Regions from separate parts of the Homo sapiens genome. Here region 1 is linked to region 2. Evidence: chromatin contacts called from ENCODE Hi-C or POLR2A ChIA-PET data. All regions are on one chromosome and are shown on one strand. The core of a region is the stretch at or near the end of the contact, and the rest is flanking DNA. Distances in the headings are between cores, read along the strand shown. Region 1 holds the start of ABCC4 (ATP binding cassette subfamily C member 4 (PEL blood group)). Region 2 holds the start of UGGT2 (UDP-glucose glycoprotein glucosyltransferase 2).

What was found. A loop is a pair of places that touch in the nucleus more often than their neighbours do. ChIA-PET counts read pairs that join two places held with the same protein, here RNA polymerase II (POLR2A). Pooled maps may share reads with other maps.
Region 1: a loop to region 2 is called in a pooled map, with 5 times the contacts of the local background. The contact joins the promoter of ABCC4 here to the promoter of UGGT2 in region 2. A Hi-C loop is called at or near these places in 1 of 37 single-sample maps with no recorded cell type and 6 of 50 pooled maps. POLR2A ChIA-PET finds 5 or more read pairs at or near these places in 1 of 52 experiments (GM12878).

The regions. Positions count from the first base shown.
Region 1 is chr13:95,299,927-95,303,931 of GRCh38, reverse strand. It overlaps ABCC4 (ATP binding cassette subfamily C member 4 (PEL blood group)), which reads left to right and starts at 2,481. Exons shown (of 31, transcript NM_005845.5): 1 at 2,481-2,691. The coding sequence starts at 2,618. It overlaps LOC102724149 (a long non-coding RNA gene), which reads right to left and starts at 2,981. Exons shown (of 3, transcript XR_429273.4): 1 at 2,669-2,981; 2 at 1,606-1,986. RefSeq lists silencers at 1,976-2,035, 2,216-2,275, 2,306-2,945 and an enhancer at 1,762-2,536.
Region 2 is chr13:96,052,144-96,055,731 of GRCh38, reverse strand. UGGT2 (UDP-glucose glycoprotein glucosyltransferase 2) reads left to right here and starts at 2,331. Exons shown (of 39, transcript NM_020121.4): 1 at 2,331-2,577. The coding sequence starts at 2,420. RefSeq lists an enhancer at 2,070-2,569.

The sequences.
Region 1 (4,005 bases), core at 1,232-3,731, 750 kb after region 2:
CTGGGCTCAAGCAATCCTCCCACCTGAGCCTCCAGGTTACATGGGACTACAGACTTACTCCACCATGCCCATCTAATTTTCACATTTTTAGTGGAGATGAGGTCTCCCTATGTTGCCCAGGCTGGTCTAGAACTCCCGGGCTAAAGCAATCCTCCTGTCTCCACCTCTCAAAGTGCTGGGATTATGGGCTTGTACAGCCTGGAGTGCAGTGGCACCTTCTTTTTTTTTTTGAGACGGAGTTTCACTCTTGTTGCCAAGCTGGAGTGCAGTGGGATGATCTCGGCTCACTGCAACCTCCGCCTCCTGGGTTCAAGTGATTCTTCTGCCTGAGGTTCCTGAGTAGCTGGGATTACAGGCATCCACCACCACACCCAGATAATTTTTTGTATTTTTAGTAGAGATGGGGTTTCACCATGTTGGCCAGGCTGGTCTCGAACTCCTGACGTCAGGTGATTCACCTGCCTCAGCCTCCCAGAGTGCTAGGATTATAGGCGTGAGCCATTGTGCCCAGCCCAGTGGGCACCTTCTTAACTCCTTGTAGCCTGGAACTCCTGGGCTAAAGCCATCCTCCTGTCTCAGCCTCTCGAGTAGCTGGGACTACAAGGGTACGCCACCACACCTGGGCTAATTTTTAAAACTTTTGGTAGAGACAGAGCCTCACTATGCTGGCTAGCCTGTGCTTGACTTTTAAATATGTGTTTGTGTAAGGCTTTCTTTAAAAGCTATTAACTATACTATTTTAGCAAATATACATGGGAAATTATCAAGGAACAATAAAATGATCTTGTTCCAAGCACCATGAACTTGGAGCCTTTCATTTTTTTTCATTCAGGGTGGATATGAAGAGCAGCTGCTGACCTTGTTAAGGTAGCCACAGAAATGACTGAAGACTTAGAGGTGGGAGTACACAAGCTTGGAACAAGATTTTGTTCATTCATTCCTACAGCCATTCAACCAGCATATTCTGGGCACTTCTCATGCACACTGGCCATCCACCAGGGAGACAGGCCATGCTTAGACATAGGCTTATTGCAAATCATGTTTTATCCTTTCTTGGCTCTAAGACTGGACAAGTTCTGCCTTTCAGCTTCACCTTCCTCATCTATAAAGTAAGGATAACCTTGAATGGGGCACTGATAGAATTAAAAGTGAGATAATTGGTCGGGCGTGGTGGTACATGCCTGTAATCCTAGCACTTTGGGAGGCCACGGTGGGAGGATCACTTGAGCCTAGGAGTTTGAGACCAGCCTGGGCAACAAAGTGAGAAATTATCAAGGAACAATAAAATGATCTTATTACAAAGAAAACCAAATTCTCAAACATGCATGAAATATGAAGAAAATAAACCTCCATGACAATCATTTGGCTTCAAAAATTATCAGTATTTGAACTTGGAGCCTTTGATTTTGATTTTTGCATCTCTACAAAAATTACAAAATATGAGCCGGGTGTGGTGGCGGGTGCCTGTAGTCCTAGCTACTTAAACTGAGTTGGGAGGATTGCTTGAGCCCTGGGAGGTCGAGGGTGCAATGAGCCATAATCGTGACACTGTGTGTGAGACTGCCACACACACACACACACACACACACTAGTGAGGCTACGCACTCAGAAATGCACATGAACATCACTGGTATTCTGGAACCCACGTGTCGTTTGCCACTGTTATCTGTTAGGCTTTAGGGCTTGACGACAGAAATCATCAGGCAGTCTCTCTTTCCTCTTATATTCCTTTCCCAATCTAAGGGGGCAGCAAAAAGCTCAGAGGTCCACCGTAGCATGCAACATGTGAGATGCCTAAAGCCCGCCCCCATCGACGACAGCATTCATCCATCTCCCGAATTCATCTGGGTCATACTCTCGAGTTACCCGGCTTTCTTGAGGTCTTGCAGCTCTACAAGGATAATCTGTGGCTAAACTTTGCTGTCGTCCAAGGTCAAATGTTTGGCTCACAGGTTGAAGAGCCTCCCATGGCACCGTCGTTTGGTCCTGAGAAGGGAAAGGCGCCCAGGGGGCGGGCTGCTAGAGCACGAGGCAGCTGTCTCCCAGTCTTCCCAAACCCGTAGCCGAGGGGGCGTTTCTGCGGCGCAGGGGCGGGCACAGCCGACGCCTCCCTGCTCCACCTTCTGTGTCGGCGCCTAGACTCGGATAGTGAATTTCGGAAAGTTTCACTCGGGTTCGTGCACGTGGGCACCTCCGGACCCGGCCTCCTTGCCGCGCGCTCTGCTACCCTCTCCATCCAGCGGCGCAGGCGGCCCTCGCCTCACCCCTGGGCGTAGCTCTGGGCTCCCTTTGGCGTCGCCAGCTTCGCCTCCTCCCGCCGCGTCTCCTCCCGCCGCGTCACCCGTCGGTCCCGGCCGCGCTCGCACGCGGTGCGCAGCTCCCGGGCTCCAGGCGGCGGCGCGTAGCGGGCGCCCCCGAGGCGGCGGGCCTGAGAGGCGGGGACGGGGCGTGCCGCCGGCGCCCGGCTCCCGGAAGCGGCTGCTTCACAGGCTCCAGCCGAGCGGACAGGCGTGGCGGCCGGAGCCCCAGCATCCCTGCTTGAGGTCCAGGAGCGGAGCCCGCGGCCACCGCCGCCTGATCAGCGCGACCCCGGCCCGCGCCCGCCCCGCCCGGCAAGATGCTGCCCGTGTACCAGGAGGTGAAGCCCAACCCGCTGCAGGACGCGAACCTCTGCTCACGCGTGTTCTTCTGGTGAGTGTCCCCGCCCGAAACAGGTCACCCTGCAGCCGCTGGCGCCGCGGACGCACTCTCCCGGGGCCGCGCCCGATGCTGCCCAAGCCCTCTGCGGCTGGGGGCGAGGGGAGCGCTTTCCTACGCCACGCGGTCCACGCCGGGGCTTTCTGCTGCGGGTGGCGCCGCCCCCACGCCGGCCGCGTGGTCCCTGCCTGCGCCCCGGGGCGCGGCGCAGGGGGACGCGGGGACGCGGGGCCAGTGGCTTTGCTACTGGAGGCCCTGCGGGCCCTTAGGGCTCGGGGGAGGAGGAGCAGGAGGTGGGGAGGCGGGGAACCCAGGCTGCCGAAAGGGGGAGTCTCTTGCCCAGCGGGAGAAGCGACTGCACCCCTTACACGCCCACCCTTCGCTGGCTCCCGCCTCCTGCTCTGGGACTCGCAGTCTCCTGAACTCAAACGCACCTTTTCCTTTCTTTTTAAGTAAGCAGCTTACGAACAGTTTCCTTTATCTGATCTCAGCCAAAGCCTAATTAGTGTCCTGGACCTATGCCATCTCCCAGTAGTGTCCCCACCCCTTCCGATATTCCTTACGAGACAGCTCGATCCAACTCCACGTCCCGTTGTACCTCTCTGTGTCCCGGTGTCTCTGTATCTTTTGTCTCAGTGACCAGGGCTCTCCTTTTGCCTCTTTGTGGGAATCTCACTGTGTGTCCATGTGGGTCGTGGTACCTAGTTATGGCAAGTTTCATGTGGGTAAAATAACACTATTATTATTTTTCATTTATGAATGGGGACCCTGTTCTTGAACAAGATTTTCCAGGATTTGCTTTTAACTGGGACATGCACCGCCACGACTGGAGTCTGTCTTTGACCAGCTTCTTTCCCCTGTTTCCAATACTTTCACTTCCACGTAGGAGGACAGCTCGGAGGTGGGGTCCCTGGAATCGCTAACCTTCAGAGAGGTGATCCATGGTCTTGATGCAGGTGGTTCCTACCAGGAGTTCTACCTTCTTAAAACCACCCCAGGGCTCCTGAGCTGGGAGGGCCCACAGCCCTACCCATTTTGTGCAAGGAAACAAACGGAGAAAGACTCGGGTGACAGTAGTAACTAAAATTTCCATCTTGGCCTGGCGCGGTGGCTCACGCCTGTATCCCTGCACTTTGGGAGGCAGAGGTGGGTGGATCACGAGGTCAGGAGTTCGAGACCAGCCTGGCTGACATGGTGAAACCCCGTCTCTACTAAAAATACAAAAATTAGCCGGGTGTGGTGGAGCACGCCTGTAATCCCAGCTACTCAGGAGGCTGAGGCAGGGGAATTGCTTGAACCCAGTAGGCG
Region 2 (3,588 bases), core at 1,082-3,581:
GATAAAATGTATAACAAATATATTCATAGATGGCCTAGATTAGATTAATTTTATTCTCTTTAAAAGAGAAATGAGCATTCTCACTATTCTGAACTCACATATAGTGAAATTTTTACTAATATACATTTTATTAGTGTCCTTTAATAGTCTATTTAATGTGCCTTTTATATGGCCAATTATTTCTTAAAGATTTGCAGTCCATTGGATATGCTGACATGTAAGACATTCACTGTCAATATTTTATTTCCTTAATCCCACAATCTCAATAAAAATTTCGGTCTAAATATGAGTGGAAATGGGGAGTTAATTAAAGCAAATAATTGTGAAAGATTCGTAATGTATTTTTCTCGTATACACTATGGATAGAAATGAAGTGCATTTGCCTTAGCTTTCTACATTCTTTCCATAAAGCAAGGGTTCTTCAATCTTCATGGAGTCCCCAAATAACATGTGAATGTGAAGTATTGTGCTAGGTACTGCACGGGATGCCAAAGATGAACAAGGCATGAGTTCTGGGGGAATATACTATCTCTCACAGGAGAAATAAGTAAGTAGCGTACTCAAGTATTAAAGTGAGAACTTAAGTGCTATATGGCAGTTACAATAAAGAGGAAATTTAAAGTAAGGATAGATCATACCAAGTAGGATAAATCAGGAAATGAAGGCTAAACTTTGGAAGTGAGAAATTATTCTGGAAATTCGTGGAACTGCTTAGCGGAATAGGGTTTTCTAAGGAAGGGTACTGACTAAGCAAATGAAACGAAAAAAGGGAATGACTATGTTTCCGCAACTTCAAGAGATCCAGCTTCCCTGCAGGGCAAAGGAGTAACAGGAGAGAAAAAAAGCAATGAATCCGTGCATCCGCTAAACTCTTTTACCATATATTTTACTCTGACAAAACAACTATCACGTATTGGCCTTTTGTTTGTTTGTTTTTTTGAGACACGGTCTCCCTCTTTCGCCCAGGTTGGAGGGCAGTGGCGCAATCACCGTTTTCTGCAGCCTCTACCTCCTCGGCTTAAGCTACCTTCCCGCCTCGACCTTCCAAAGTGCTGGGACTACAGGCGTGAGCCACCATGCTCAGGCTTATTGGCACTTTTCTGTGCACTTTTAAATGTAATCCTCTAAATCACTCTTCTCCACCTTTCCTGTGCATAGGAATCACCTGTGGTTCCCGTTAAATTGGAGATCTTGATTCATTAGGTCTGGGGCGGGGCCTGAGCTTCTGCATTTCCATTGAGCTCACAGCTGAAGCCTACCCTGGACCACACCTTCCAATGGAAAAGGCTCCAGTGTGATTTCTAGCCACTAGTATTATCTGCGAACTTGGGAGAAATAAAATGCAAGTTCTCGGCCCCCGCAAGGGCTCTACTGAATCCGAAACACTGTGGGGAGGCCCACCACTCTGCAGTGTTTTAACAAGCAAGTGGTTAAAGTTTGAGAGCCACCCGTAAGTCACGGGTTTCCTAACATGATTGGACACTGGAATCACCTGCGGATTTTTTTTTTTTTTTTTTTTTTGAGACGGAGTCTCGCTCTGTTGCCCAGGCTGGAGTGCAGTGGCGGGATCTCGGCTCACTGCAAGCTCCGCCTCCTGGGTTCACGCCATTCTCCTGCCTCAGCCTCCCAAGTAGCTGGGACTACAGGCGCCCGCCACTACGCCCGGCTAATTTTTTGTATTTTTAGTAGAGACGGGGTTTCACCGTTTTAGCCAGGATGGTCTCGATCTCCTGACCTCGTGATCCGCCCGCCTCGGCCTCCCAAAGTGCTGGGATTACAGGCGTGAGCCACCGCGCCCGGCCTGCGGATTTTAACTAATACTACTGATGCCGCATCTCACCCCCCCTCCCGAGATTCTCAGGTACGGGGCGTGGCCTTGGCGGCGGCCTTATAAAAGCTCTCCCAGGTGATTCCAACCTGTAGTAACACTTGAGAACTGCGTGAGGTGGGGACTTCAACTTTAACTGGACTTATTTTCCTCCTATGTAAAAGGTGGACAATATGCAAGTGGTCCTGACTTTGCTTCCAGATTTTGGCAACTCCAGAGCCCTAGTTCGGTCTGGAGAGCCAGCTTCCCGCCCCGTGTCCTAAGGCCTCTGTCCGAGAACCCAAAGTCCTGGGAATGGACCCGCGGGAGCGGACCCGCGGGAGCATCTGTGACGCCGCTCAGCAACCCGGCGCCGCCCCGGCGGCTCCGACGTGGCCCAGTGTCCGGCTGGCGTGGGCTCTCCAGGCCGCACCCACTAAACCGCGCCGGAGCGGGACACGCATGCGCCGGTCTGGACCCGGCACCCAGTAACGGACTCGAGCTCCTCCCACCGGAAGTGGGCAGCCGCGCAGCGGGAAGAGCCGGCCGAAGCGTGGCGGCCACAGACTGTGGGTACCGGGTCCGAGGGACTCGCGCTTTTCTCTCCGTGCCATGGCGCCAGCGAAAGCCACGAACGTGGTGCGGCTGCTACTAGGCTCCACAGCGCTGTGGCTTTCGCAGCTCGGCTCCGGGACGGTCGCCGCGTCCAAGTCGGTGACTGCCCACTTGGCCGCGAAGTGGCCCGAGACCCCGCTGCTGCTGGAGGCAAGGTGGGTGCGGGCCGGGCCCTCGTCCGGGCGGGTGTGGGCGCGCTGCCACCCTCAGCCGCGCTTTCTTCGTGCTCGCAGCGGGTGTCTGGCTCCCACCCGGGTTCTCCAGACGCCCCCGCTCTGGCCCTGAGCATCACCACCTCCTTCCTTCCCGACCCGGGGCGGCTTCTCGGTTCCCGTGCAGCACTCACTTGCAGTTCCTTTCCCCCTCAGTCTTACTTTACCTACGATTTTTAAAGCTTCCCTGCCCTGCTTTAATACGTTGGGATGTATTAGCATTTACGCGTGGCACTTAACGCAAGAGCTTCTACTGGGGTAGGCAGTTCTGTTCAGACAGTGCTTAAAGTACCTAGTTTCGTAATGATGACATCATACCATCAGCTCCTAGGCTTACTATGGGGAGGGCAGCTTCCTGCAAGGTAATATTTTTCCTGTATCTCTTCCAACGGAATTAGTTCATGACCTGTCATTTACTCTGCAGAACAAAACTTGTAGCTATTGCATTTTGCCCTTTAGTATTCTAGTTGAGTAAAATTAGAAAGTTCTTTCTCTTAGCAAAAATGAAGTTTTACACCAATGACTTAATGGCTGTTCACCACAGCAACAGTGTGTGTCCCTAAAAAGAGACTCCATGACTCCACATAAGTTCATGTATTTGATGCTAAAAGTTCTTTTTTTTTTTCATTTCTATAGTTTATTGGGGAACAGGTGGTGTTTGGTTACATGAGTAAGTTCTTTAGTGGTGATTTCTGAGATTTTGGTACACCCATCACCCCATCAGTATATACACTGCACCCAATTTGTAGTCTTTTATCCCTCACTCCCTTCTCAACCTTTCCCCCGAGTCCCCGAAGTCCATTGTGTCAATCTTATGCCTTTGCATCCTCATAGCTTAGTTCCCACATATCAGTGAGAACATACTATATTTGGTTTTCCATTTCTGACTTACTTCACTTAGAATAATAGTCTCTAATCTCATCCAGGTTGCTGTGAATGCCATTAATTGATTCC